Linked DNA regions of Homo sapiens: region 2 is linked to region 1. The links are chromatin loops, found by intact Hi-C in ENCODE. Cell type or tissue: gastrocnemius medialis. All regions are shown on one strand. Links, peaks and the distances in the headings refer to the core of each region. The heading gives the core; the rest is flanking DNA. Region 1 overlaps TSPAN9 (tetraspanin 9). Region 2 overlaps TEAD4 (TEA domain transcription factor 4).

What was found. Hi-C counts contacts between places; a loop is a spot of excess contacts. Peaks named below come from ENCODE experiments on the same cell type or tissue, not always from the same donor. Only the 100,000 strongest peaks of a DNase experiment are listed, where the experiment ranks them.
Region 2: a loop joins it to region 1, with 3 times the contacts of the local background. A loop is called at or near these places in 1 of 110 quality-filtered maps.

What each region holds. Positions count from the first base shown.
Region 1 is chr12:3,246,782-3,257,774 of GRCh38, forward strand. All of the region lies in intron 3 of TSPAN9 (tetraspanin 9), which reads left to right. Among named protein-coding and RNA genes, the nearest start is that of LINC02827, 48 kb to the right of the region's middle. In gastrocnemius medialis, for the core only: no CTCF peak of the experiment used is centred there; DNase peaks (open chromatin) are centred at 3,950, 4,525, 5,860 and 8,460; H3K27ac peaks cover 6,251 bases.
Region 2 is chr12:2,997,468-3,008,460 of GRCh38, forward strand. The region is part of intron 3 of TEAD4 (TEA domain transcription factor 4); the gene reads left to right. Among named protein-coding and RNA genes, the nearest start is that of TEAD4, 44 kb to the left of the region's middle. RefSeq lists a silencer at 1,756-2,050 and an enhancer at 5,896-6,777. In gastrocnemius medialis, for the core only: a CTCF peak has its summit at 6,389 (motif pointing right); DNase peaks (open chromatin) are centred at 1,524, 1,994, 5,444, 6,397 and 1 weaker place; H3K4me3 peaks cover 915 bases; H3K27ac peaks cover 6,425 bases.

The sequences.
Region 1 (10,993 bases), core at 1,207-9,206:
CACCATCCCACCAGCCTGCCATCCAGGTGGCTCAGAGGAACTGCCCTAGGACCAGGGGGGAAGACATCTCTGCTTTGTAGCCTCACTTGCTTCCTGGGGCAGAGGGAACAAGACCAGGACCGTTCAGGGGATAGTGGCGTCCTGGGTGAAGTGGGGCAGGTTCCAGGATAGATTTTCTGCAATGTGCTTTTGGCCGCTGGGAGGATGGGTGGTCTGAAAAGAGCACAGCCTGGGAGAATGGGTGGAAGGGAGGGTGCCTGTTTTTCAGGGCAGAGAAGAGGAGCAACGTACTGTGCACACATGGAAGGCACCCAGGACACGTTCACTGTGTCGAGCATCGTCGGGTTTATTAAGAAGGTGTCTTGGGAATGACTGTGAGCATGTCCTAGGCCTGGCCCTGAGCAGTTAAGGTTATAGCAGAAAGGACTTGACAAAGGCCCATGAAACTTACTAAAGGCAGAGTCAGAGAGAGGAGCTGCGGTGACAGCTGCTTGTGGCTGATGAGCATTACTGGCCAGCCCCCCCCCCCCCGCCACCCGCGTCCCCAAGTAGAGTGAGTGCCAGTCGCCAGATGGTTGGAGTGTAAGCCAGCTTGGGGCAGGAGATGGGACCTAAAGATGTCTGGGGGTCCTTTCTGCCTTTGACTCTAAGTCTTCAGGGCAGGAGAAACCACAGGAGTGCCGAGAGAGCGTCAGTTCAGAAAGACTTGCAGGGTCTCAAATCCTCTTCGGAGACAGACATGGGCGAGGGAAGACACCTTAAGAGAAATGGAGTTTTCCAGTCTACAGAGTACCCGTAGGGAGTACCCACTGAGTAGGTGTGACTTTGCCTGTGAGCCAGTCTAACTTCACGTCCATTGTCATCTCCTTTTGACGTTGGCCATCTGGTTTTGAGAATAGGCTGGGCGGTTCAAATCTCGGTCAGCCTCCTCCATGCTGGTGTCTAGCCCAGCCTCCTCTCCATGGATCTGTTGATGCCAGTTCGCTGCACAGGCTGTGCTTGTGGTTTCCCTGTCAACATCCCCCTGGGCTATTTGTTTCCCACTGCTGGGCTCCCAGACTCACTATTGAGAGGAGGAGCTCCCCCACCATCCTGCAGAAATGCTGACCCCTTGCCTGTCGCTTCTGTTGCTAGAACAGGGCAGCATGTACCTTCTGTGTGTGCATGCCAGTGGGGAAGCGCAGCGGGGCATGGAGGATGATGGATTAGAAGACTGCATCTTAATCAAATGACAGACTGACTGTCTGCTTGCCCCTTTCCCAGAGATGTGCTCAACCTCTCCGGATTAGAGCAACAGCCACTTCATTTTAATCAGGGAGCTAATGGCTCCCTGAATGCCTCTTTCCTGGCAATGTCTGTCCCCTGGGGATTTTGATGAGATTGCCCTCACATGACACTCATACTCCCTAGGTACTTTCCAGACTTCCTTCAAGGTGCTGTGGCCCCCCTAGGCACACTCTCTACTTATTTAGCTTTGAAATTGTCCTGCCTTTTCTGAACAGATTGGAGGTGTCATTCCTTGTGGGATAGACATGGGATAGAGTTTGTGAGGGCTGCAGAGGACCACTGGGGTGTAGCCCTTTCTTGGGGCTGCTGCTGTTTCTTTATGAAAATGTGTGCTCTCTTAGTTTCCTTCTGCCTTCTTGCCCTGGACTTAATGTTCCTGAACATTACACTCCTGATCTCCTGCCCTCTCTTGTTCTTCTCTCTTTCCTTGACAAACCTGCCCAGCCTCTTGGTTTCAGCTATGGATTCTGATAATAACTTCTTACATTAAGTGCCTTTGTAGTTTACAGAGCATTTTTACGTCCATTACACTCATTCCTTACAGTGAGCCTGGGAGGTGGAATAGATCATATTTTTTTTTTTTGGAGGATAAAATTGAGGCACAGAATGATTAAAGCCACAGTTTGGTTATGCCCCCTGCTCCCCAAAAGAATTTGACTTTGAGGTCACACAGTGTGTGGCTGAGCCCAGAACGGACCCTCCCTCACCACGTTTCCAGCTACATCTGGTGTCTCCATAAACATCTTCCACTGGTCTTTCAAACTTGTTTCAACTTCTTGCTTCAAAAGTCCTCCTTGGTCCTCTGGTTCGGTAATGGATCCCACCACCTGCCCAGCTCCCAGGCTGGAAACCTCTGTCTGCCCCCCTCCGTACCCATGCCGCCTCCCTGAGGCCCCTCCTGTCCGTCCCACCCGTTCCTGTGCATTTTTACTGCCATGCCCCTAGGCCAGGCCTCACTTTGCCCAGTCACTCGGTTGTTCCCTGATCTCCCTGTCCCTAGTTCCTCTTAGTTCATTCGATACAGGCCTGCCAGAGTCTGCTTCCCAGGGCCTTAGCCATGTTAACAGCCCTCTCTCTGCTTCTGCACAAGGCCCCACCACAGAAGCCGGTAGAATTCATGTTCCTCCATCTTGTCACCTGGACCCTCCAGCTGCGAGTCTTTCTCAATGACTCCAGGCACCCCGCGGGTGGTCAGACCTCACTGCTCTCTGTTCCAACCAGTCACACATGGAGCCTCCCAGGAAGTGTCACTTCCTGTCCCACTTCCTGCCCGCATGGCTCCTGCTTTCCTTCCTGCCCACCATTCTCTCCAGATCAATTACCCGTGCTCATTACCAGCCCTCCCCCTTTTCCTTAAAGTTTCTGTCTCAAACGTTGCTTCTTCCATGAAAACTTTGCTCTCTCCTCAAGGCAGAACCTCTGAATTCCTCTTGGCTTTGCCTCCCTCCTACAATCCTTCGTGCTTTTCACTCGTACCTTGGTCGTCTGTGCCCATGCCCGACGTTCCTGAGGGCCGAGCCCATGTCTGACTTGTCCACAAGGTCGGAATGGACTGTGGTTAGGGCTGCTCTCCGAGCACCTCCATATAGCAGGTGCTGTCTTAGGGCTTCACATATGTTTGGTTTCATCTCCACATCATCCCTCCAGGGCAGACATCCTTACCTTTGTTTTATGAATGAGGGAACAGGCCTAGAGAGATTATGTGATTTGTTCAAAGCCTCTGAGTGAATGATGGAGCCAGGATTTGAACTCTGGATGTCAGACTCCAAATCCCGCATGTTTTCCTCCTGCAATGCTGCACCTTGTTGATGAGTGGGGTTGATTGCCCCTTGTCGTCTCACCATGCACAAGGGCAGTGCTGGCTTAAAGGATTTCATTTTAAATCCCTTAAAATTAAAGGATTTTATTTCAAAGAAATTAAACTTTCCTCCATTTCTTTGAATAAATTAGGACTACCCATGCTGGGTCAGCAGTCCACCCATCGGGCATGGATGGTGGGTGGGGTGGGATGTTTCCTCCAGGGCTGTCTTTGAAGGTCAGAAGCGTCCAGTGCCCCTGTTTCCTGTCATGGCCCTTGTGTCTCTCTCCCTGGTGAGTTTATCAAAGTCCTCTGGATCTTAGCCATGTTTTTATCCTGTGCCACCCTGCATGGTAACGAGCCCCTTGCCTTTACCCATTGCGTAAAGCTCAGACGCCCTTTATTTGTCCTCAGATAATGCTTTCGAGCTTCAAGGGTTGCCTGGGGTTCTATTTCAGGATCTGTTAGGCAGGTCTGTGTTGGCCCTCTTCACTGTCCTTCATGATTTTGCAGACTCTGATCCAACCCCATCAGCCCTGTTTTTCCAGAATGGAGTTCATGCCTTTTTAGGGTTCACCCATCATGTCTCACTTTTTCACATGCCTCTTGGGTGTCTGGTGTATTTCATGTGTGAGAATGAGTCTCCCCAGAAGAGTGGGGTGCCCTGAGGGCAGGGCCATTATTCCCTTTCCTCTAGACCTGCCCACAGCTCCACACACAGGAAGACCTTCTCATTGCACAGGTAGCCCAAGACGCCCTGTCCTTCTCCCACTCCCAGGCCTGGCCAGCCCATGCTGAGGCCAGCTTCTCAGCAGCCACAGATATCACCCATCTCAGGTTGGCTGGCTCAGGGTGCAGTGTCCATGACACCAGAACCCTTTCCTGGTCCTGTGACGGAGCGCCAGAGGTATGCAGAGCTTGGCTTTCGGGTGACTGTTGGCTGCCAGGCCCGGGGAGCAGCCCGGTGAATGGCCATGATGGGCACAGCAGCCTGCCCTGAGGAAGGGCCTCGGGCCCTGAGAGGGACTGAGGTTGGACCGGGGTGACAGGGTGGCATATGGGGATGGCACTGGGCTCTGTTCCATGCACTCTCTCTTCTCCTTTCTGCCTCCTCCCGCTTCTGCCTTTCTTCCTCATCTTTATCTTCTTCTTCCTCCCCCTACCCCTGTGTTTTGGGAGTTATCTCAGTCAGAGGCATGATCTAGTACTACCCTCTCCCCAGGTTAGTGTCTGAAGGATTTCAGTTGGTGACTTTGTGGCACTGTGGGCTACTTAGAAGTTGTGGACATTTTCAAGATCAAAGGCTGTCTTTGGAGATGGCTGGGGAGACTTGGTGGCATGTAGAGCCCCAGCAGAGACCTCCTCCATGACTAAGCATTCAGCTTGCACCCGCTGTGTGCCGCAGGCTGTTCACAGGCCCCAGCAGTGAGCTGCCCCGGTGATGAAATCCCCTCGCATTGGTGGCATCCTCCCTGGTGGAAGGGTGCTGGGGGTGTGGGGAGGAGGAGGGGTAGGGTTGGGGACTCTGAGTGGCAGATCTCGACTAATGATGGTCATGTCTGAGAGGGGAGAAGGAAGTTCTTTTTTCAAAAGTTCTTTTTTCAAAAGTTGATTTCTGATTATAAAACTAGTATAGTCACTGGAGAGTACTGGAAATAATAGAGATATATGAAAATAGCATAAATTAAAGTCATTCACAATGCCATCATCTAGAGATAACCACCGTTCTGCTTCTGGTGAATTTCTAGGGCTGTATGTGTGGGAAGAGGTTCTTTTGTTGCAAAGGACATCTTTAGTTTTAAGGGACAGAGGGACACACAGGACGGTGGGTTCCAGCACCTCTGGCTGCCTGGGCCTCCTTCCTCTGACTGTTGGCACCAGCTGTCAGCCCCTGGAGGAATGGGCAGCCTGTCGGCACCGGCTTGAGCTCAGAGCTGGGATAGGAGTGTTATGCTGGAAAGGGGACCCGGCTCCCAGGGAGCCCCTAGTGTAGTGGAGAAATACGGAGCCAGAAGGGGCTGGGACCAACAGCTCACATGACAGCCCCTGCCTGAAGCAGAGTCCTGGCAGGGGGCCACTGGGCTTCCACCCAGACTTCTCATGGTGGGGACCTCATGGTTAAGCCACCACATCGGCCAGCTCTGGGTCCCTGCGTGAGTGAGGGTGAGGGGTCGTTTTTTACTTTGTAGCTTCTAGCACCTGGTCCCTGTTCTGCCCCACTAGAGTCTCATGGGGCAGACCCCATGAACCATGGAGCGCCCCCCGCACTTAAAACTCTGCATACCTCCATGTTCAGAGTTGCCGTGTCCCTCAAGTTCTCTAAGACCAGACGCCTCTAGTTCCTACCCAGTTCCTGTGGGGAATATGATTTCCACACTCCCTGGTGCTGGTGTGGCCAGGGAGAGGTGTAGCCTCTGGCCAGGCTTCGTGGAGCAGGTGAGACTGGAATGGCGTTTAGAGGGTATGGTGATGGCAGCGAGATGGGGAAGCCCATTCCAGGCCAGGGAATGGCACGCAGGAATGTTCATCCGTGGCAGGTGTGTGCACAGGCCTGTGTGAGCGGGTGCTCTCTCCGGGGCCAGGGAGAAATCCCAGCCCCTGGGCTCCCCCCAGCCCCATGCCCTTATATAGCCGTCCCTGCACTCCCAGAGCTCCGGGGGTGGGGACGGAGCCCCCTCCTACTGTACACATGCGGGGAGCCTGCCGCTAGCTGGGCCTGGGCCGACTCTTGCAAGATCCTCTTGTCATCACAGCCGGAGTCAGCTGTTGGTTTGGGAAGCCTTCCCTGGTCCAATGTTTCACGGTGCGCAGCCAGAAATATAACCCTCCTGTTAGCCAAGAGCATGGGATCTTGGCAGGCATCCGTGTGGCCTATTTTAAACTGAAGGGAACAGAAAGAGGTGCCTCTCAGGCTAAGCTGAGGACCCTTCCTTTGCAGGGCTGAGTGAGCGGGCTGCTGGGGGCGTGTCACTTTCTCCCTTGAGGGCCGGTGGACATCTGTTAGGGGGAGGGGGTGCAGAAGGTGGGAAATGGGGCTATTTCAGGGCAGTCTGGAAGAAGGTTTTCACGATTGCACAGCAGGCCCTAAACTCACATTTGGAGGCCTGGTTGTCATGCCCTCCCACTGAACTGCTGCGTGGCGTGTCCGAGTGAGCCACTGCACCGCCCTGTTTACTCTCTCCCACCTGGAAAGCAGGGGCTCATGTGGATCTGACCCACCTCTCAGAAGTGCTCCTGTGTCCTCGGGGGTGGTGATCAACACGTTCTGGGATGGCTACAGAGCCTGTCGTACTGCTTCATGTATTACAGTCTCTCTCTCCCACCAGCCCAAGCCTGCCCTAAGCAGGCCCGCGTTCCTAAGAAAACCAAATAAAAAGACGATAGGAAAAATGCAGTAAAGATCATTAAATTGCTTAGGAGGCTGCCTGCCGGCTCAGTGAACAAAGTAATAACAATCACTCATGAAGGATGCAGTGGAGCCTGGTGCTTAAGATTTTGGATTCTGGCTTTGACCTGCCTAGCTCTCACCCTGGTAAGTTCCTTGACCTCTCTGGGCCTCGTTTCTCATCTGTGAATGGGGGTGACAGTGGCACCCACCTCCTCATAGGTTGTGGTGAGGATGCAGTGAGATAGTTGGTGGAAAGGAAGGGTGTCTGCCGCAGGAAGTGTTCGCTGAGCTCGGCCAGTGCCATGGGGTTTGCAGAACATCCTTGTAGACAGTCCCTGCGATGATGAAGCTCAGAGAGCACAGGCCAGCGATCAGCCCAGGTCCACTCGGGTAGAAATGGCAATCTTCATTAAAGGTCCACAGGGTGACAGGTGGGAATTGGGATCTGGCGACTGCCCTTGGACCCCTTTTATTGAGGGTGGGAGGCTGGTGGTGGTGGTGACAGGGTGTTTGTTCTGGAGGGAATGTGGGCAGTGTGTCCCTGGGAATGTTCTGTCTGCTGTGCGTGGGCCTGGTGGTGTGCCCTCCTGGCCAGGCATCAGCAGCACCTGTGGATGTTTGGAAGCCCCAGAACCCCAGGTGCGTGGCTGCAGCCCTGCAGACTCTCGTGCAACAGGAGGTCCAGGGTGGAGCCTGTGAAAATGCTCAGGTGATTCTGATGCCCAGCAGGGGAGTGGAGGGATAAGGATGATAGCGTCAAATGGGGCTGGGAACAAGTCCTGGCCCTCCTGCTGAGTCTTGGTTATCAACACCACCTCCTGTGACTGGTGTGAAGTGAAATGTAATGATGCATCCGGAGCACCCAGCCCCGAGCCTGGAGCACAGGCTGGTTCTGTAAATGGTGCTGACAGTAGTCACTCCTGCAGCACAGGCTGGGCAGGGGCCCATGCCTCTGTGAGGCCCTGCTTTGTTTTATTGGGGTCAGGTGCTTACTACCTTCAGGACTCCAGCTTCTTTTCTGACCTTTTCAATGCTCAGACGCTCTCTTCCTTGCCCTCATCCCTGGCCCCTGCCCCACCCCCTCAATGCTGAGGGAGTCTCTTCATTCTAGAGGTGAGAAGCGAGGGAGAACTGCCCACAAGTCAACAGAAAATGGACGCGAGTGCCCAGCCTTGCCCCTTCCCCTGGGTCAGGCCTGTGGGCACCTTCTACACCAACCTTGTGCCCGATCCAGGTTTCCAGCTACATGCTGGACATTTCTTCACCAAAGTGACAGCTAAAATGGATGACTCCTGGGTTCTGTCTTGTCCGTTCTGATGATGATGATGACAGCAGTATCCAGCCCTGTAGAACGTTCACCAGGCACCAGGCACTGCTTCAAGTGCTTTTTGTGTATTAACTTATTTTTGCTTTCTGGTGACCTTGAAGGGCATACTCTTAGTAAACCCGCTTAACATATATAGAAAATGGTTTGCACATGAACTGTGGGTCGTCAAGGGCTCTGTTTATGAGTATGCCTTCCCCAGTGCTGTCCTTATAATATTGATTCCAAGTCAGTTTCCATTAATGATCCATGAATGATGTCCAGCATGCACCACGTATTTTCATGTGGACATTTCTGTCTACGGTTTGTGACCACTGCATGGGGTGGATGCATCATGCACACATGTGTGTTGACTGTTGAGTGACTTGTATTTGTCGGTTTCCAGGGGACAGGGGAGAGGCTGGAAGGAGGGCAGCAGCTGCCCTGTCGCCAAGAGATTGGCTTTGACGCCAATCTCCCCACCCTGTGAGCTTCCTGCTGCAGTCTTCAGCTCCCCTTTGTCCCCCAGAGCCCAAAATAGCAATGCACAATCAGGAGAGACAATGAGTAGCAAGGCACGCAGCTGAGCAGGAGGGCTGATGGGTGCAGGGACAGTCAACCTTGGGCCTTCCGGCCTGACTCTGTCTGTCCCGCCAGCTCCGGGCTTTTTATAGAGAGGCTGTGTTAGGCGAGCCCGGGTGAGCTGTGCATGGACCTCATCTGACTGTGGCATGTGGACCCTTCGCAGAGGTGGCCTGAGGAGACATGGCCCCCAGGCTGACCTGGGTTTGAATCTCCCCAGCAGCTGACTGGCTCTGCCCACGGCCACATCACGTAATGGGAGCAGCGATCAGGGCAACTGAAAAAGGAAACGGGCCGAGCCCAACCCAGCTCTATTATTAAACTTTTCTCCAGCACTTTCTCCCCACTCAGCCCTTTGCCACCATATTCCTGAGATTGTCCCTGTGCCACCCCAAAGGCACATGGCCTTTGTAAGCTGGTGTGGGGAGGACGGCACGGGGGCCTGTGTCAATTCCATGGAAGCACCAATGGGATTTCTTTCTTGTTTGGTGTCATAGGGTAATTGGTTTTTAGAAAGAACTGGGGTGTCTAGCTCAGTAACCCAGAAGCCATAGACGCTTTTTCTTTTAGGTTACCCTTAGAATATGGTGAGTATCTTTCAAACAGACATGCTCTAGGCAAAGCCTTTGTGTAGACAAATAAATGAACCCATGAGGGTTTGGCTTTGTTGGAAATTGTTAGCATTCTCATCCGTACAGAGATGAGAGCATGATTTGGTAGAGACGTAGATCGTGTGGCAACAAGCTGGACACCCCTTTGTACCTCTGGTGTGGGAGGTCCCAGTAATCAGGATGTATGCTTGTGAGTTTTCTTGAGTTGAAAGCAACCCTTCTCTTGCCTGCTATGTCTTTCAGGCAGGGCTGTTAGCTGGTCACCCGCCTCTTGCAGTAGGTGGAGGTACCTCCTGCACCCAGATCTAGGCCGGTCCCCCATTGCCATAAATACCCCACTCCCACCCCTTTGCTGCTTTGGCCTTTCTTCAGACTGTTGGGTTGTCAGGAGCCAGAGAGGTGATGAAAGAATGAGAAAGAGGGAGGAGAGCTGTGGGGGCGGGGTCCCGAGGCCCAGTGGTGAGCTGGTGAGAGAGGCTGCAGGAGCCAAACCACGTCCGATAGCAGTCCTGGGGGCTTCGTAAGGAGCTGCCCTGGAAAGGCCGGGCCCCGCTGAGCGCAGCACTCAACTCATCAGAGATGACAGGACAGAGCCACTTAGGACCAGGGAAGGCACTTGCCGCAGGGGTCCGGCAGTCGCAGCCAGCATGACGGAGGCCCTGAGGCCAAGGCCACAGGCCTGGCGCCGGGCACCACATTGGGGTGGGAGGTGTCTGGTTCCCCCCAGAAGGCGAGTGGGTTATAAATAGCGGATGACGGGCTGTAGCGAGAGCTGCCTCTAGCGTAATCGTCGATTTCGGGAGCGGCCCGGCTAGGGCTGGGAGGGCCGGATGAGGTTAAATTCGGCCTTGTTGGCTGATTGGCATTTCTTGAGCTGGGTGCTAATCTCTTCAGGAGGTCAGATAAGCTCCCCAGCGGCGCCCCTGATCTTGACTTTGGTAGCTGGGTTAACTCTTTCGGGGGACTACAGAAAACCCCAAAGTCACGACTATTTCGCATTGCCTACAAGACAGCAGGAGCCATCATGGAGCTGGACTTCAAGAGGGTCCATCCAAGCGTGGGTTGGCTCCTGAAATACACGGCGACTCTCCCATATGGCCATCTCTCTGACGAGTCCATTCCCTGGGGAGGACTGTCCTGGGATAGTCCTGTAGTAAATGAAGAAATCAGCTTCTTCGCCCTGGGGAGTAGCTTAGATCCAGGGAGAACCTGGTTTAGTTGAATATCGAGGGTGAGTTGGGTGACAGGTACCAGGCAGGTGACATTGAAGTTTGGGTTTTCTTCTCATCCTGTCACCCTTCTCACAGTCTGATGAGTTAGGAGACCGCTCCCCACCAAGTTTCCAGCGACTCTTGTACTGTTCTCCAACCTTATAGGCAAGAGCAGAAAGTGCTGCTCTGTGGGTCTTGGGCTTTTGTACCTGAGTCTGCTGGTGGCATGACATCTCGCCAGTTCTGCAGGGAGTAAGGGTGGGTTTCTAGTCCTGCTTTCTCCTAGGGGTCTCGGAGGAAGCATGTGGGCAGTTCTCTGCTCTTTTTCCTTCGTGCACCTTGGGGTTTCAACCTGGTTTTCTCTTCCAGGTCCTACCCCATTTCCTCCCAAGTGGAGGATGCTGCTCTACTTCCTGCTGGGATTTATAGACCATACTATGGGTTTCTTGGAACCTCTTCTTTCCAGGACTGTGAAATCTGGTTCCCATGGAGTGTCCCAGCCCCCGACGAGCCATCCTCTGCTTGATGGCTGCTGTCTCTGCAGCATCCAAGAACAACAGTGGCTGCTTGTCCTATTACAAACTCAACTGACTGAAACCTGCTGAGACACTGTGGGAATAAATTATCCCCAACAAGCTCTCTTGTGAAAAGCCAGGCCTGTCTCCTGCACCTCCTGCCCCCTCTTCGCTGGCATCTCAGCAGGGTTCCCAGAGGCAGCCTGCTGCCTGTCCTGTTCTCACACCCTTTCTACCTACTGTGATGGTTTCTTTCTAACCACAAGTGTGATAGGTCAAGAGACTTTGGGCGGGAGGG
Region 2 (10,993 bases), core at 1,416-9,415, 250 kb before region 1:
CCCCCCGGGCTCTGCTTTGGTGGAGGAGGGGATGGGTATAGATTGTAGCTTAGGTGTGAAATGAGAAAGGGCAGGGGGAGTGTAGGGAAGGGCAGGTGGCTTGGCTGGGGAGCTGTGGTGTATGTCCTGGACCCTTCACAGGGCAGGTCTGTGTGCTTTAGAGACAGAGGTGGGCCGGAAAACGAAAGTGTGCATGAGGCATCCAGCAAGGGGCAAGGGCGGAGGGCGCTGTGGGTGTCTGGGAGGGCCCCGTGGAGATGCTAGAATGCACTAAATCAACAGACATTTGTGGAGTTGAGCACCCCTGGGGACCAAGGGCTTTGAGGACTTGCTTTTTCGGGGGGGGGGTGTGTGTGTGTTAAAAAATACGTAACATTTTCCATTTTAATCATTATAGTTTTTCAGTTTATAATTTGATGGCATTAAATATATTCACATTGATGTACAGCCATTACTACCACCCATCGCCAGAAATATTTCATTTCAAAGTGAAATTCTTTACCTTTTAAACAATAATTCCCCATTCTCGCCATCCTCCCCGCCCTCCAGCCCTGGCAACTGCCATTCTGCTTTCTGTCTTTATGGGTCTGACTCCTTTAGTTACCTCATGTAAGTGGAATCATACAACATTTGCCCTTTTGTGACTGGCTAATTTCACTTAACACAAGGTCCTCAACGTTTATCTGTATTATAACCTAGGTCAGAGTTTCCTTCCTTTTTAAGGCTGAGTAATATTCCATTGTATAGACCACATTCTGTTTATCTGTTCATCTGCCGACAGACATTTGGGTGGATGCTTAGTTTTATTTAGTTGTTATAGGTAGATATTTCTGTCCCTGCTTCACATATAAAGATACTGGGGTTAAGAGACCGTGACCAACCCTGGGGAAGCGCCGGGCTGTGGATCTCTGGCAGGACTTGGGTTGGAATTCTCTTTGGCAGGAGGGAAGCCACTGACTCAGGGAAGCAGACTGAAAATGGTTTGGCAAACTGTCCTGGCCGTGTTGGCATCTCGGATGCTGCTCCTCCCCTGTGCTGAGACCCAGGGAGGGGCATGGGATGGGGACGCTCGGGAGGGCCTGGAGGAAGAGTGAGGAGAGGCAGAGGTGCTGCTTCACTGTGCTTCATAACACGTCAGCGCTCCCAGCATCCTGGGCATCTGTGATCTTTCGGTCCTTTCAACGGTCCCTTCAAGGAGGGAGGAATGGCACCTCTGCTTGCAGATGCAGAAATGGAAATTCAGGGAAGCCAAGAGTTTCTCCCAGTCTCTCAAGTTGGAAGTGGAGAGTGGGGCTTTAACCCAGTTCTCCTGCCTCCGAGCTTGGCGTTCCTCTGTCAGCTGAATGGCCTTGCTCCTCCACTGCCTGGCCCTGGCTCCAGGTGGGTCAGGCCCTGGGCAGGGCCCTGGAGGCTGTACTGCAGGCTCTGACAACCGCCCAGCCCCCACAGCACCTGTCCTGCATGAGAATAGGTTCTGCTGGGATCCAGACACCCGCTCACCCCGTCTCTTCTTACCAGTCCCGGGGGCCGAGCCAAGGCAGGACTGCGTGGGGACTGATGGAGGGCTCTCAGCAGGCAGTGCTGACCAGCCCGGCTGGGAGCTATAGATAGCTCTGAGCTCACCCCCAGTGTGTGGGATGGGCCCTCTGGGAGGCGGAATGGGAGGCCGAGCTGAGAGCTGACTCAGACCTCAGCTCACCGTGGCTGCTCCCCTCCTGTCTTCTCATCTTCCCTTGGGGCATCTGCGCTTCCCATCCTCTGTGTACCCCAGCCCCATTCTGAGCCCCCAGCTGCTTCTAGCATCCCCAGAGCTCTGGTCTTTTCTCCCCCCTCACTTCCCTGCATCCAAAGGCCACCAGCCCCTTTCCAAGTGGGCCGGCCCGGTGGGGTATGGGGTGGGGCTAAGAGGATGATTCCCGACCTGGGGACCCGGCCTTAGCTGTTTGAGGACAGGGGTTAGGCCTGCTCCGAGCTCCGCCCACGGAACATCCAGCATAGGACACGCTGACCAAGGCCAGGCAGACATGCAGATGACATGCAAAGCAGCACGGCAGATTAACACCTGCTATTTCTGAGCTGAGTCTCCCACGCTTGTTGGCTCCAGCCCTCCCCTTGAGCACCTCTTACCCTCCTGGGCCGGCTCCCGAGCCCGGGGTGCTTGCCTTCTCCTGCTCACGGCCGCTTTCATTTCTGCCCTGTCACTGTGTGACCCTCCCCCTGGCACAGCCAACGCTGGCCACCCTGACCTCCTTTGGCCAGGCTCACAGTCGGCCTAGCCTAGCGTGCAGGTGGTGGGATTCGAACAACTTCTCGCCCCCTTCTGCCTGCTCCCCGCCTTCCCCGCTCCTCACACTCAGTGCTGGCCGGGTGGGCTCGTGTCCCGCCTCCTGCTCTCTGGAGGGCTGTGGCTGGCTCTGGGGTTCCCTCTGCATTCATCCCTTTCTGCCTCCTGTGCTTCTCACCTTCCTGAGGTTGCTCTTGACTTTCCCGAGTCTTCCTGCCTCTTTTCCCTGCCTCTCTCTCTGCTTCTCCCCTCCTGTGTCCCAGGTGGGCCATCCTATTAGCAGCCCGTCAGTTCTCATTAAGTGACCACCCCACACTGGGCAGGCCGGGCTGAGGCCGTGTGGTCTCTGCTCTCCACAACTTCATGGTCTAATGAGAGGGGCAGGAAAAACTTCTCTGGACAGTTAGCCACCCAAGCAGACACTGGGGTTGTCCACAGCCGATATTAACCAGATTTATCTTGGGAGTTTTCCTGAAGGAAGCAGAGCTGAGGGTGAGTGCTTGTCTTGGTCTGTTTTCTGTTGTTGATAACAGAATACCTGAAACTGGGTAATTTATAAAGAAGGAGTTTATTCCTTACAGTTACAGAGGCTGGGAAGTCCAAGGTTGAGGGGCTGCATCTGTGAGGGCCTTCGTGCTGGAGGGAACTCTGCAGAGTCCCGAGGTGGTGCAGGCATCCCGTGGCGAAGGGGCCGAGTGTGCTTGTTCAGGCCTTTTCTTCCTCGGAGACAGCCCCCAGTCCCACTCCTGCGCTCTGTTAGCTCATTAATCCCTGCGTGGATTAATCCATCGTGAAGGCAGTGCCTTCAGGGCCGTATCACTCCTTAAAGGCCCACCTGTCCATACTGCCACATGGGGGATTACATTTCAACATGAATTTTGGAGGGGACTAATATTCAAACCATAGCAGTGCTCCAGGCAAGGGGGTGGAGAGATTGTGAGCATCAGTCTAGAGGCGAGACTTCACATGGTGGGTTTGGGGGACCCTGGTGGAGGATCTGGGCAAAGCACTGTTGGTTCGTCAGACTGTCAGAGGTGAAGGGATTCCCTCGTTTTCTGGATGAGTCACACAGCTAATAAGAGGCAGAACCGGGACCAGACTCAGCCTGAGTTTGGGACTAGATAGAGCACGTCGAGGGTCTTTTCACAAAGGTGATGGGACAGAGGTCACGGAGTTTCACCTGGGCTCCTGCCCCCCGCTTCTTCACCATGGCCTCATTTGCAGGATTCTCTGCTCCTCTTTGCTTTGTTGCCCTGTGGGTTTCCAGCTGCTCCTATGCTCCTCCCTGCGGCCTACAACCCTGACTTCAGGTGCCTGGAGACTTGATGACGGGAGTGTTCAAATCTACTCTGTCCCTGAGAGCTGGCGTGACCTTGGGCAAGTTATTTAACCTCCTTGGGCTTCATTTTCCTTTTGTAAAGTGGAGGTCATAATACTACTACCTTTGTGGGAGGTGATTTGGTTTATTTATTTTATTGTGAGAAAAATATACATTACGTAAAATTAACCATTTAAGCCATTTTTATGTGTACAGGTCAGTGGCATTAAGTACATTCACCTTTTTGTGCAACCATCATCACCATCCATTTCCAGAACTTTTCCATCATCTCAAATAGAAATTCTGTACCCATTAAACAATAATTCCCCATTCCCCTCTGCCCCTATAGCCGCTGGTAGCCTGTTCTATTTTCTGTCTCTATGATTTGCCTATTCTAGGCATTTCATAAAGGTGGAATCAAGCCAGCCGCGGTGGCTCACGCCTGTAATCCCAGCACTTTGGGAGGCCGAGGCGGGTGAATCAAGAGGTCAGGAGTTTGAGACCAGCCTGGCCAACATGGTGAAACCCTGTCACTACTAAAAATACAAAATTACAAAATTAGCCGGGTGTGGTGGTGTGCATCTGTAGTCCCAGCTACTTCAGGGGCTGAGGCAGGAGAATTGCTTGAACCCGGGAGGCGGAGGTTTCAGTGAGCCGAGATCATGCCACTGCACTCCAGCCTGGGCAACAAAGCGAGACTCTGTCTCAAAAAAAAAAAAAAGTGGAATCAGGCCAGGCGTGATGGCTCATGTGGCTTATGCCTGTAATCCTAGCACTTTGGGAGGCCAAGGCGGGCAGATCACTCGAGGTCAGGAGTTCGAGACCAGCCTGACCAACACAGTGAAACCCGTCTCTACTAAAAATACAAAATTACAAAATTAGCTGGGTGTGGTGTGCACCTGTAATTAGCTACTCGGGAGGCTGAGCCACGAGAATTGCTTGAACCTGAGAGGTGGAGGTTGCAGTGAGCTGAGATCATGCCACTGCACTCCATCCTGGATGACAGAGTGAGACTCCATCTCAAAAAGAAAAAAATGTAATCATACATATTTCCCCTTTTATGTCTGGCTTATTTCAGTTGGCATAATGTCCTTAAGGTTCATCCATGTTGTAGCGTGTTTCAGAATTTCCCTCTTTTTTAAGGCTGGGTAATATTCCATTGTATGGAGAGACTGCATCTTGCTTATCTGTTCACCTGTGGATAGACATTTGTATTGCTTCTACTTTTTGACTACTATGACTAATACTGCAGTGAACATTGGTGTACAGGTATCTTGAGTCCCTGGTTTCAGTTCTTGTGGGATTGGAATTGCTAGCTCATGTGGTAATTTTATGTTTGAGTTTTTGAGGAACCACCAAACTGTTTTCCACAGCAGCTGTATCAGTTTACATTCCCGCCAGCAATGAACAAAGGTTCTGATTTCGCATATCCTCATCAGCGCTTGTTATTTTCCATTTTTTGGATCATAGCCATCCTAGTGGGTGTGAAGCGCTATCTCGTGGTTTTTGATTTGCATTTCCCTGATGATTAGTGTTGTGGAGCATCTTTCCATGAGGTTATTGGAATAAGACATTGCCTTCTAGTGTTGTCGTAGGGATGAGAGCACACAGTAGGTGCCAAATGCACAGCACGGGGTGAGGGGAACACGTACCTGCCCTCAAGGAACTCACAGTGTGGCGGGGGAGCATGACTAGGACAGACACCGAGGCAGGAATGGGCATGCCCTCTTGGGTGGGGAGCAGTGCAAGCTTCTTGGGGCTTCCTGGAGCTGTGGCCTTGAAGCCTGGCTGATTTCACCAGAAGCCTCAGAGCCCTCCAGGGACAATGGTAGGAACAGCTCAAATGTCAGGCCCAATTGCTGCCTTCTCAGGCTTCAGTCAGAAGTTCCTTCTCCACAAATAGCCTCCTTCTCCAGCCCCAGGTGTTTATGGCTTCAGTTGATCCCTGGATAGCTGCACCCCCAACACACACACCCTGGCCCCCGCTTCCAGGCCATTGGGGATTAGGGTGGGGCAGCAAGGATGTGCCCAGCCTCCTCTCCCTGAGCCCCAACCTACAGGGGTGCAGTGTGGCACTTGCTCACTCCACCAGAGGCCTACAGTGAACCAAAGATGTCCACGCACACTTCCACCCACTCTTGGGTGGGGAGGCTTGTGCTCTCAGCTCCTCAGTCCTTTTCAAGTTTGAAAGCTAATAGCATTCGTTATAATAGGGCTTCGTTAACAATATTAACAGTAATCGCTGACCTTGCTGGCCCTCTGCTGAGTGGTGCGTGCTTTACTTACTCCATGCCATTTAACAGTTTATGGTCTAGGGGGTGGGCTGCCATGGAGAGAGGGGACTCAGCACAGAGGAAATGAGATACAGAAATGACCTAGCCCAGGCAGGATTTTGCAGCTGGGGTAACGTTTTCAGTGGTGCTATGTGGCGGAGGTGGCCGGCAGGGTGTGTGTGAGGCTGAGTGTGGGGCTAGGAGAAAGCGGAGATTCCTCCTGGATGCTGCATCAGGAATGCTCCACCCTCAGCCTTTAGGCCAAGGCTCCTGTTTCTCCACGGGCAGCCTTCGCCCCCGGTGGGGTGGGGCCGTGGGTGTGAGCTGGGGGCTGTCGGACACATGTGCTCTGACAGATGGACAGATGGGCCCACAGTCTGGCAGGGGTGTCCTTCCCATCCCCACCCAGGCCGGCCCTGGGGTTGGCCGAGGCCACCTGCCACGTTGCAATGCGCAGCTGCCTGACTGGCCTCCTCCTTCCCCAGCCTGTGTTCTCAGCCACCAGAGGGAGAAGCCTGTGGTTATGCAGCTAGGGGCAGAGCTGGGACAAGGACAAGGACAAGCCCCTCCCACCGCCACCACCTCAGCTGGGTGCTTTACAAGTTTCTCACTGCCATGGCCCTTCTTTGCCGGCCTTCACTGTGGTTCCCACACTCTACCTGTAGGCCCACGCTCCCTACTCCCTTCCCCTCTTGCCCCTGACTCTGGGGGCCTTCTGGTGTCTACATGATCCAGGATACGCTGGCTCCCACCAGCTGTGGGTACCACTGTCCATGAGTGGTGGGCAGGACCTCAGGTCCAAGTAGTTGGATCTCCCTCCGGGACCTTACCTCATGCAGAGACTTAGGAATCGGGGGGATTGATCCAAAGGGAAGGAGCAGCATCGTCCCTTGCGGAGGAAGCTCAGCCCTGTCGGGGGAGCATATCCTGGGGGGAAATAGCCAGCATGTAATACTCTCGAAGCACTGGGGCAGCCTTGGAAAACATACCTTCTCGTGGTGCCTGGGACACTAGCAAGCCATGAGACTGTGAATAAGTCATTTCCCCTCTCTGGGCTTCCATTTCATCTTCATCAGGCTAAACAGGACCTCTAGAGTCACGTGGTCCAGCCCTGCTTCTGAGAGAAGTGACCTCCAATTCCCTGTTCATTCGGAGTGGTACCATGCAGTAGCCACAGATGGGCACTGGCACCAGACTACATGGACCCGAATCTCAGCCACATGCTTGCCTACGACCCTGAGAAGATTTCTCAACCTTGCTGTTTCCCTGTCTGTAGCGTGGATGACAGTACCACCCTCATTTAGCTGTTGTGAGGATCGAAAGGGTGAATGCAGATAAAGCTGTCACAGGATACATATCTGTATCCGCACAGATACTTGTACTGATGAGGTATGCAGCAAGTGTTCATTGTCATCAAGATTTTCACAGGAGTGACAGGCCACGGCAGCTCCCTCTGTGTGTAAAGCCTGGATTAGATGCCAGCTGGCCTGGAGGCAGGGAGATGGCTGCGTTGACCTCTAGAGCACCCCTGGTGGCAGGAAGGAAGCTGCTTGGGTCCCCTTGGCTCACACACCCACAGACACCCCACACTTCACTCCCTCACGGGGGGTTCTCAACTGCCGGCATCACCCCTGACCAGCACAACGAGGCTGGAGGGTCTGAGATGAGCCAGCAAGGGAGAGGAGGAGGAAGCTCCACAGACAGCCAGGGAAAAGCACAACTTTAACAAATACAAACCTGGAGGACAGTATGCCAAGTGAAATATACCAGACGCAGAAGGACAAATGCCGAGAGGGCTCACTTAGAGGTGGAATCTAAAACAGTGGTGCTCACAGCAGCAGAGAGTAGAATGGTGGTTACTGGAGGCTGGGGCGGGCATGACGGGGAGATGTTGGTCAAAGAATATAGTTTCAGTTAGATGGGGAAATGTTTTTGGTTTCTAGTTTTTGTTTTTCCGTTTTGTTTGTTTTAGACAAGGTCTTACTCTCCCTCCCTGGCAGAAGTGCAGTGGTGTGATCACAGCTCACTGCAGCCTCAATCTCCTGGACTCAAGTGACCCTCCTGCCTCAGCTTCCTGAGTAGTTGGGACTACAGGCATGTGCTACCACGCCTGGCTAATTTTTTATTTTTATTTTTATTATTTTTATTTATTTTGTTTGTTTATTTTTTTTTGAGACAGAGTCTCGCTCTATCGCCCAGGCTGGAGTGCAATGGTGCAATCTCGGCTCACTGCAAGCTCTGCCTCCTGGGTTCAAGCCATTCTCCTGCCTCAGCCTCCCGAGTAGCTGGGACTACAGGCGCCCGCCACCATGCCCGGCTATATTTTTTTTGTATTTTTAGTAGAGACGGGGTTTCATTGTGTTAGCCAAGATGGTCTCAATCTCCTGACCTCGTGATCCGCCTGCCTTGCCCACCCAAAGTGCTGGAATTATAGGCGTGAGCCACCGCACCCAGACTTATTTTTATTTTTTTGTAGAGATGGAGTGGGTTTCACTATGTTGCCCAGGCTGATCTTGAATTCCTGGGCTTGGGCGATCTTCCTGCCTCAGGCTCCCAAAGTGCTGGGGTTATAGGTGTGAGTCATGACGCCCAGTCAAGGAGGAATGTTTTTGGAGACCTATTGCCCAGCATGGTGACTGTAGCGAATAATAACGTATTGCATTTTTCATAAGTTGCTAAGAAAGTAAATTTCATGTTCTCATCATGAAAAATGATAAGTATTTGAAATGATGGGTATGTTAATTATTTGATTCAATCATTGCAGATTATATACGTATATCATAACATCACTTTGTACCCCATAAATACAGGTTGAGCATCCCAAATCTGAAAATTCAAAATCTGAAATACTCCAAAGTTCGAAACTTTTTGAGATGTGTGCCTCGAAGGAGATGCTCGTTGGACCGTTTTGGATTTCGGATTTTAGGATTAGGGATGCTCAGCTGGCAAGTATATAGTGCAGATAGCCCCCAAATTTGAAAAAAACCCCAAATCTGGAACACTTCTGGTTCCAAGCATTTTAGATAAGGGCTAGTCAACCAGTATGTACAGTTTAAAAAAAGAAAGAAAAGCCAGGCGTGGTGGTTCACACCTGTAATCCCAGCACTTTGGGAGGTTGAGGTGGGCAGATCACCTGAGGTTGGGAGTTCGAGACCAGCCTGACCAACATGGAGAAACCTTATCTCTACTAAAACTACAAAATTAGCTGGGCGTTGCCTGTAATCCCAACTACTTGGGAGGCTGAGGCAGGAGAATCACTTGAACCTGGGAGGCGGAGGTTGTGGTGAGCCAAGATCGCGCCATTTCACTCCAGCCTAGGCAACAGAGCGAAACTCCGTCTCAAAAAAGTGAAAAATAAAAATAATCAAAAATAAAGAAGAAAGAAAAAAAATACAAAGATGGGCCGGGTGTGGTGGCTGATGCCTGTAATCCCAGCACTTTTGGAGGCTGAGATGGGCAGATTACTTGAGGTCAGGAGTTCGAGACCAGCCTGGCCAACATGGTAAAACCTGTCTCTACTAAAAATAACAAAAATTAGCCAGGTGTGGTGGTGTGCGCCTGTAATCCCAGCTACTTGGGAGGCTGAGGTGGGAGAATCACTGGAACCCAGGAGGTGGAGGTTGCGGTAAGCCGAGATCACACCAGCTGCACTTCAGCCTGGGCGACAGCGAGACTCCCTCTCAAAACAAAACAAAAAAGAAGACGGCTGAGCTTGCCTTAGACCCCTTGGTGTGGCTCCTGTCCCGCCCCATTACTAGCCTCTCGCCGGGGGCTGAGACGGCCTTTCTAGCAGCAGAGCCCTGGAACCTTGTGGCAGAGGGTGAGGGTAGTTGTGGGGTGGTGGGCAGGGGCTCCTTGCAGAGGCTGAGTCCTCTGTGATGTTTGGGGTTAGGGTCTCAGCTGATGGGGGCCAAGGCCTCCCTACTGCTTCTCACCACAGGCTGCAGAGGAAGCAGCACTGTTACGGGGCAGTCCTGCCTGATGAGAGGAGGTTCCATTAACTAAGCATCCTCGCTTGGCCAGGCCTCGGGCCATATTCAAGCACCTGAGCCAAGAGTCACACCTGGGCAGTTAGTCCTAGGTCTGCTGTGGGTGATCTGGTGCAGTTCTCTGGCAAATAGGTATAATTACCTGCCCACTGCAGGGAGGAGGTGGATTTACTGTGAAGTTAATGAGGTTTACGCGTTAGGACCCAGCACTTACATGGGCCCCTTCCAAGTCCCTAAACTTAATTTTTGCTTCATTGAAGTATAACTGACATTACAACAAACTGTACATGCTTAAAGTGGCCAAGTTGATACATTTTGACAGATGTATGCACCTGTGAAGCCATCACCACCATCAAGATAATGAATGTGTCCATTGCCCCCAAGTTTTTAACCTAATTTTGTATTTTTAAAATTCTTTTTCCCAAAGGGAGCCTCCCAATTGCTAAATGTCTTAGGCCTCACAAAAGTCTGGGTTTGCTCATGTACAGAAAAGTTCAATGAGACCAGGATAGGACAGCGCCTTAAGAGTTACGTCGGACTAATCAGAAGTAAAAGGTTATTTGCATGTATTTAACTTACTCCTTTGTCTTAGAAGGCTAAAACAGTTACGGGACATCTGACCAGCATCTTAGCATTCATTCCCTCATCATTCAGGCAGCAAGTATTTATTGAGCGCCTACAATGTGCAGGCAGTTTTCTAGGTGGTGGGTATAAATAAGTGAATAAATAGACCAAAAATCCCTATTCGCATGGACTGTGGTTCTGACGGGGGTGAGGGCACAGACAGTACTGAAATAAGTTAGATTATGTATTATGCTAGAAGGTGCTGTGGAGGAAAGTAAAGGCAGTGGGTGCCAGGGTGGGCGGGTAGGAGTATGATTTCAGCCCTCAGTGGGGTGGTCAGGGAAGAGACAGTGGCACCCAAGGGGTGCAGGTGGTGTGGGACTCTGGGGCAGAGTGTTCCCTGGAGGAGAAACAGGAAGCACAAGGACCATAGTGGGGCAGGTGTGGGCCTGGTGTGTTTCAGGACAGCAAGAAGTTTAGGATGGATCGGGTAGACTAGATCAGAGAGGTGACTGAACTGGGGTGGCCAGATCCTGCAGGGGTTTCCAGGCCGTTGTAAGGACTT